Linked DNA regions of Mus musculus: region 2 is linked to region 1. The links are chromatin loops, found by intact Hi-C in ENCODE. Cell type or tissue: left cerebral cortex. All regions are shown on one strand. Links, peaks and the distances in the headings refer to the core of each region. The heading gives the core; the rest is flanking DNA.

What was found. A loop is a pair of places that touch in the nucleus more often than their neighbours do. Peaks named below come from ENCODE experiments on the same cell type or tissue, not always from the same donor. Only the 100,000 strongest peaks of a DNase experiment are listed, where the experiment ranks them.
Region 2: a loop joins it to region 1, with 5 times the contacts of the local background. A loop is called at or near these places in 1 of 42 quality-filtered maps.

Annotation. Positions count from the first base shown.
Region 1 is chr7:96,571,673-96,574,588 of GRCm38, forward strand. The region is part of intron 6 of Tenm4 (teneurin transmembrane protein 4); the gene reads left to right. Among named protein-coding and RNA genes, the nearest start is that of Gm15413, 230 kb to the right of the region's middle. In left cerebral cortex, for the core only: no CTCF peak of the experiment used is centred there; DNase peaks (open chromatin) are centred at 364 and 1,518.
Region 2 is chr7:96,678,612-96,681,527 of GRCm38, forward strand. The region is part of intron 7 of Tenm4 (teneurin transmembrane protein 4); the gene reads left to right. Among named protein-coding and RNA genes, the nearest start is that of Gm15413, 120 kb to the right of the region's middle. In left cerebral cortex, for the core only: no CTCF peak of the experiment used is centred there; DNase peaks (open chromatin) are centred at 1,522 and 2,044; H3K27ac peaks cover 1,449 bases.

The sequences.
Region 1 (2,916 bases), core at 284-2,783:
GTTGCATGACCTCCATCCAATGCTACTGATGTTTATGGGGACAAAAAAGGACAAAAAAAAAAAAAACAAAAAAAAAAAAAAACAAAAACATCCAAACAAATGAAAACAGAAGGAAAATCCTAGGACATCTTATCTTCTTTAAATATACTTACAGTTTGGTGTCTTGCAGGGCTTTGCAAAAGTATGCTTTACTGAGCAAAACCCTCAGCCATCACACATTCATCCATTAGATCGGTTCTTGGAATATGGAAGTGTTTGGGGTAGGAGGATTCAGGCTAACAAGCTGCAGAATACAATCTGTGCGGTCCTCCAAAAACTAAAACACTCCTTTCTATACTTACCTCTACTTTATATACAGAGAAACCTCCGAATCATGAAGCCATGGACCTTGCCAAAGTCACAGCATCCTAAGGAGCTCTGCTAGGATATGGATCTCAGCGTTTTGCTGTTGTGTGTGTTCAATGCCTTTAGCTTCCTCCTTGTTTCTGGCCCAGCACCAGCTAACTCCACCATAGTATGACTAAAGAGTAGGAAACACAGTCTTGATGAAGGTACCAAGGACTGTGGCTCCTCCTCCTCTGACCTGGAACTCTCCTGGCCAGCCTGCTTGCCTTTGGACGAGGGCCTTCCATTGAAGCACTTTCCAAATCAGGCTCTGTCTAACATCTTAGCGAGACATTTGTATGAGCACTCTGCCCTTCTGCCTAACAGGGACCTCAAAACCTGTGACGCTGGAATGAAATGCATTAGTATGTTTGTTTTTGAAAATACGTGGAATCTGTCTCAAATTTAGAACCTGCTTTTGTGCTCAACTAAAATGTGTTGAATGTTTTCGGGATAGTAACTCCAAAAATTATATAGTGATACTTGGTCCGATGAAACTATTATTTAATCTGGTATAGATAGGGGAAGGAACTGTCAGAACTGAAAGCCTTTGGCCTCGGGAGCTGAGGACTCTTCACCTTGGAGCCAAATCCAGATATAACCCTGGAAGCGTGCAGGGTTATAGTTTGGTAGAAAAGGGATAAAATGGGCCACCAGTTCCCCTCCCCAGGGCACTGAAGCAGACAGCAGCAGCTGCATGTAGTTTTGATTGTCATAAGTACAGAACTGTTTCAGAGACAAGAACCAAAAAGTTCAGTCCTACCCTGAGTCCAAACAGAGACCAGCGGAGCACTGTGGGGGAGAGGGGATATTGGGGTGCTAGCATGGGCTATTTTCTTTTGACTCTAGGTTTCAAGTTCCAGTTTCGAGACCTATTTGCCTATTCATTCCCGTATCCTTGGTACTGTCCAATGTGCCGTCAGTACCTATACCTGCAGGTCCGATTTTGGCAATTATCGATAGAAACAGTATTTCTGTATTTGCAAGCCTGCATTTGTGATGGAACAATTAGAGGCCAATCCTGGTGTTTCCGTGATTTAACTGGCTTTGCTTCTTCTGTTAGTCAGACTTTGCTCCGCATCGTCTCTCAAGGATCCAGAGTAATAGAGATTGCATTTTCTGCAGCAAATGGCTTTCTGGCTGCTTTTCACAGCCCATGGCTCTGCTTAGTCATATGGCTCTGCCTAACTACAAGGGAGCAGAGAAATGTGTAACTACATAGATGGGGGAAGGAGAGAATATGGATGCAGGTTGTGATATAGTTTTTGGCTGTGTGCAAGCACTAGACCAGTGATTCTCAACCTTCCTAACGCTGAAGCCCTTTAATGCAGTTCGTGTCATGGTGATCTCCAACCATAAATTTATTTTCAATGCTATTTCATAACTGTAATTTGGCTATTGTTATGAATCATAACCTGAATATCTATGTTTTCCAGTGGTGGTCTTAGGTGACCCCTGTGAAAGAGTTTCTGACCCACAGGTTGAGAACCACTGCTACCTTGCCCCATCTGGCCTATTATAACAAAATGACTTAGGCTGTAAACTATAAACAACAGAAAGTTATTGCTGGAAGTTCTGAAGTCTAGGAAGTGTAATATCAGAGGATCAGTAGATTCCTCGTCTGGTGAGGGGCCTACTTTCTTGGTTCCTTTTCTATGTCCTCACATGGTGGGAAGGGGAACAGTTTCTTCAAGCCTATTTTATAGATGCATTCATTCTAGAAATAAGGGCAGAGTTCCTATGACCTAATCAATTCCTTGGTGCCTTAGCTCTTCAAACTAAGAGAATGCCTGAAATTAGGTTTCAACGTATGAATTTTTCAGGGACATAAACCGTCAGGCCAGTTGGCAAGGCAACTGTGGTGATGCAGTGAGGGATGCTAGGGCATGACTGTAGAGAGAGATAATAAGCTGAGAGCTAGACATTGTTGTGTCTGAAGGACCCAAGGAACCTCTAAAGCCAAAGTGTTTGGGAAGCACTTGAATATTAGGGCCAGAGGCTTAGGAGAGTTTTCCCACTTTCCCTAGTGGCTCAGAAATTAAAGGTGTGGGGGTGACCTCTGGGGAGAATAGTGCTTGCCTCCGGGGATCTCAAATTACACATCGATCCCAATACCAGAATTGCTTTTTTAAATTGTGTGACAATCTGGGTGCCTTTGAAATGGAGTCACTTCCTGCTTGACACTTTCCTAAGGCCCAGTCTCCCCAGCTGGGAGAAGTCACAGCTCCCTGGGCTTCTGCCACCCCACCCATCCCCCAGCCCCCACCCCATCCCACCCTCCCGTGGGTGTTGGGATCCTACACTGTCATTGTTCAGAGGCAGAGTCCCGGGGGTGGCATTTGTTCACCAGTCCTGGTGCCCAGGTGCTCAGGTAGAGTTGCTTGAACAAATGAATGAGTTAATGACAAGCTATTCAAAACTACTGGATCCCTTGTGAGACCCAAAATAGTCCTTCCACACTGGAGAGGCTTTTTAATAAGTTATAACACAGCAAATTAAAATAAACATTTGTCTAAACTTCCACCAACCAAG
Region 2 (2,916 bases), core at 196-2,695, 110 kb after region 1:
AAGTAAGAGATGAAATTGTGAAGGGACCAGGCACTCTCCATTGCTTGTTTCCCCTTGTAGCTGGAAGATGGCTATTAGTAACAGTATAGCCCATTTAATGATGAACAAAGACTGGCTTCATATCTATTGATTTAAAAAAACAAACAAACAAAAAAAAAAAAACAACCAAACAACCAACCAAACAACAACAACAACAACAAAAACCAAAGGGTATCTTCAAGAAGCCATCTTTGAGTCTCTTTGTTCCAAACTAGGTCACATGCTCATTTCTGTACCATTCATTGACCCAGGAGATGGAGTCACCTTGCTCTCTCTCAAACATTGTCAGCCGTGGCCATACCCCCAACAGTCTTACTCCTCTCTGTCAAATGGAAGGATGGGAGTCAGATGGCAAAGTCTTCTTTCCGCATCCAGAACTGCCCACATAATTCATTTGGTCCAGCGTACATTGGAAGTGTAGGGCCCCTAATCAAAACTTATTTGGCAAATTTCAAGATGATGACAGCATATGGAATCAAGAATGAGACCCTCTGATTGGACAGCTCTTGAGTGACTGTAAAGAAGACACACTGGCCTTAACCACTTGCTTCTTGCTTCACCATGTTTGATTGGTAACCCTGTGCCTACTCTGTGATTTGTTCAGTGCCCGGCAGACCACAGGTGCCAGGGGGAAGGAGAGGAGACACAGGTGTAGCTGAACTGTTGTCTCCAGTCTTCTCCAGTCTGGGGAAATGGTGGCTAGGATGGTGGACACTGGTGACCTCTTCCCAATTCTGAGAACAGTCCTGAAACATCCCACCTCTCTTGTGAGCCTCCTAGTGAAATCTTTGTATTTTGAGCTTGGAACGTTTTATTTATTTTCTTATGTTGGTCTTTGGGGCTATAATGCCCACTGAAATATGTCATACTTTCGGGACAATGCTCCTCTGGATTGCAAAGGTGGCCAGGGTGTCTACACTTGTCACCTGCATTTACTTCTCATCTGCGTTCACCATCTGAGGTGGTGACTGGCCTTTCGAAGGGATGTTCAGAAATGTCAGCCACACCGTCGGTGTTCTTTTCCAACTTGGGAAAGTGGTCCTCAATATGTTGGTAATGATTGCAGTGGTTTTTGTCTCACACTGAGAACTATGTGGACTCTAGGGAGAGCCAGAGATTTAAAGAAATGTTTTGACAAGATGACCTAGTTGGAGACACTGGGCAAAAACACAGGAAGAGTTAAGTAACAAGCCCTGTCACCATAAAGACATCAGGAGGGCAGTGCTTAATTAAATTAATTGCCTCTGAGTGGTGCAAACCACATTCCCTCTATTTTCTGCTTGCCTGCCTCTGCTCACACTGTCCCTGCGTATTATCCATTGTCCCTATCATTTAGCTGTGTCCATCTTCAAGACCTCTAGGGACTGTCTCTGAGGCCTTGAACAAAGTGTCCTGCAGTGTGCTTGCTGCAAGCTGCCATCTGCTAGTGGTTTGTTGCTTCTCTTAGGTCCTCTCTTCAAATCTGACAAGAGCCTATCAGTCCATTCCAGCCCAATCGCACTGGACATGCACCCAGGGTCTTACTGATTTCCATGCTGTCTGCAGTTATGGCTCATAGCCCGAAACCTGACCTGTGAGAGAACCTTGGCACCTGAACGGCCTCTCTCTCTACTCCTGTTTCCTGGCCTTGTACATAATAGGTGCTAGTGTCTGACTGGCCTCTGCCTTGAGAAAATGGGAAAGAACTATGACTTTGGAGGGTCCCAGAGTTCCCATGATCCTCGGGAAGTCTGAGATCCCAGCTGAAAGATGCAGCTCTCGGACTGGAGAAAGGCCAGAAGAGTGGTGTGAGCTGTTAGCCTCACACCAGGCTCCCCAGAGCTGCTGCCTCTCTTCTTGCCTTGGCCTTCCACCTACAATTACCAGTCTTCCCCATCAGTCTGCTGGGACAACACAGTTCCCCTGGGAGTCTGCCTGCAATGCTTTTCCTGCACTGACTACAGCCCAGCACAGATGAGCTCAGACAAGGCAAATATGGAGGGCCAGGGAAGAGTGTCTGTAATTATAGCGCAGACCTCAAGTGTGTGCGAAGGAGGCGGGCAGACAATCTTCACAGAGGCTTTGACATTTAGAAATCTTCCTCAGTGCCACATTTGAGTCCTTGAGAGGGAGGAACAGAGATGTTATTTCTGAAGTTCCTTCAGGCAGGCGCAGTTCCCATGGTTTGGACATGATTGCTCCTCTATGGCCTTCCCTGCCCAGACCTCAGGTCCTGCCTATCCAGATGCAGGACAGACCTGGGCATCTGGACCATCCCTCTCTAGTCCTCTGAATACAAGGCTGCAAGTGGTGACCATTGCGTTTTGTGTCAGACTTCACAAAACTGGCTGTCCCCAGCTTCAGTGGGTCGCCCCAGAGAGGACATACTTAGTGCTGGGTTTGAATCTACTTCCTCCTGGGTAGCCTGCAGCTTGCCATTCATTTCTGCAAGCATGAGTTTCCTCCTGTGTGAAATAGGATGAATGGCTTTAGATCTTCACAGTGCAATGATGTGGAATGGAAAACTTCAATGTAAAGTTTTAACCACCATGCTTGCCTGGCACACAGGAGACTCAGTGCTCGCTCATGAGAAAGGGGGATAGCACCAAGAGGTGTTCCCTGGGTGACCTGACCCAAAGAAGGATTCTGAGCACATACACAGATCCCAACATCTTTTTTGTATTTGGAAGGCCTCTGCCTGATTTGCATGGGCAGTTAAGAGAATGGAGACATAAAAAGGGTTTTGGTCATATTTTATTTGATGTCTTCCTTTCTGGGGCGATGCCTAATGTGTATCAGCTGGCTGCGTTTGCCTAATTTTAGTCATTAGATTAAGGAGGGATGAGGTAGTTTGTCCTTGGGGATTAAAAAAAAAATCGATGGGAGTAAGTGTGATTA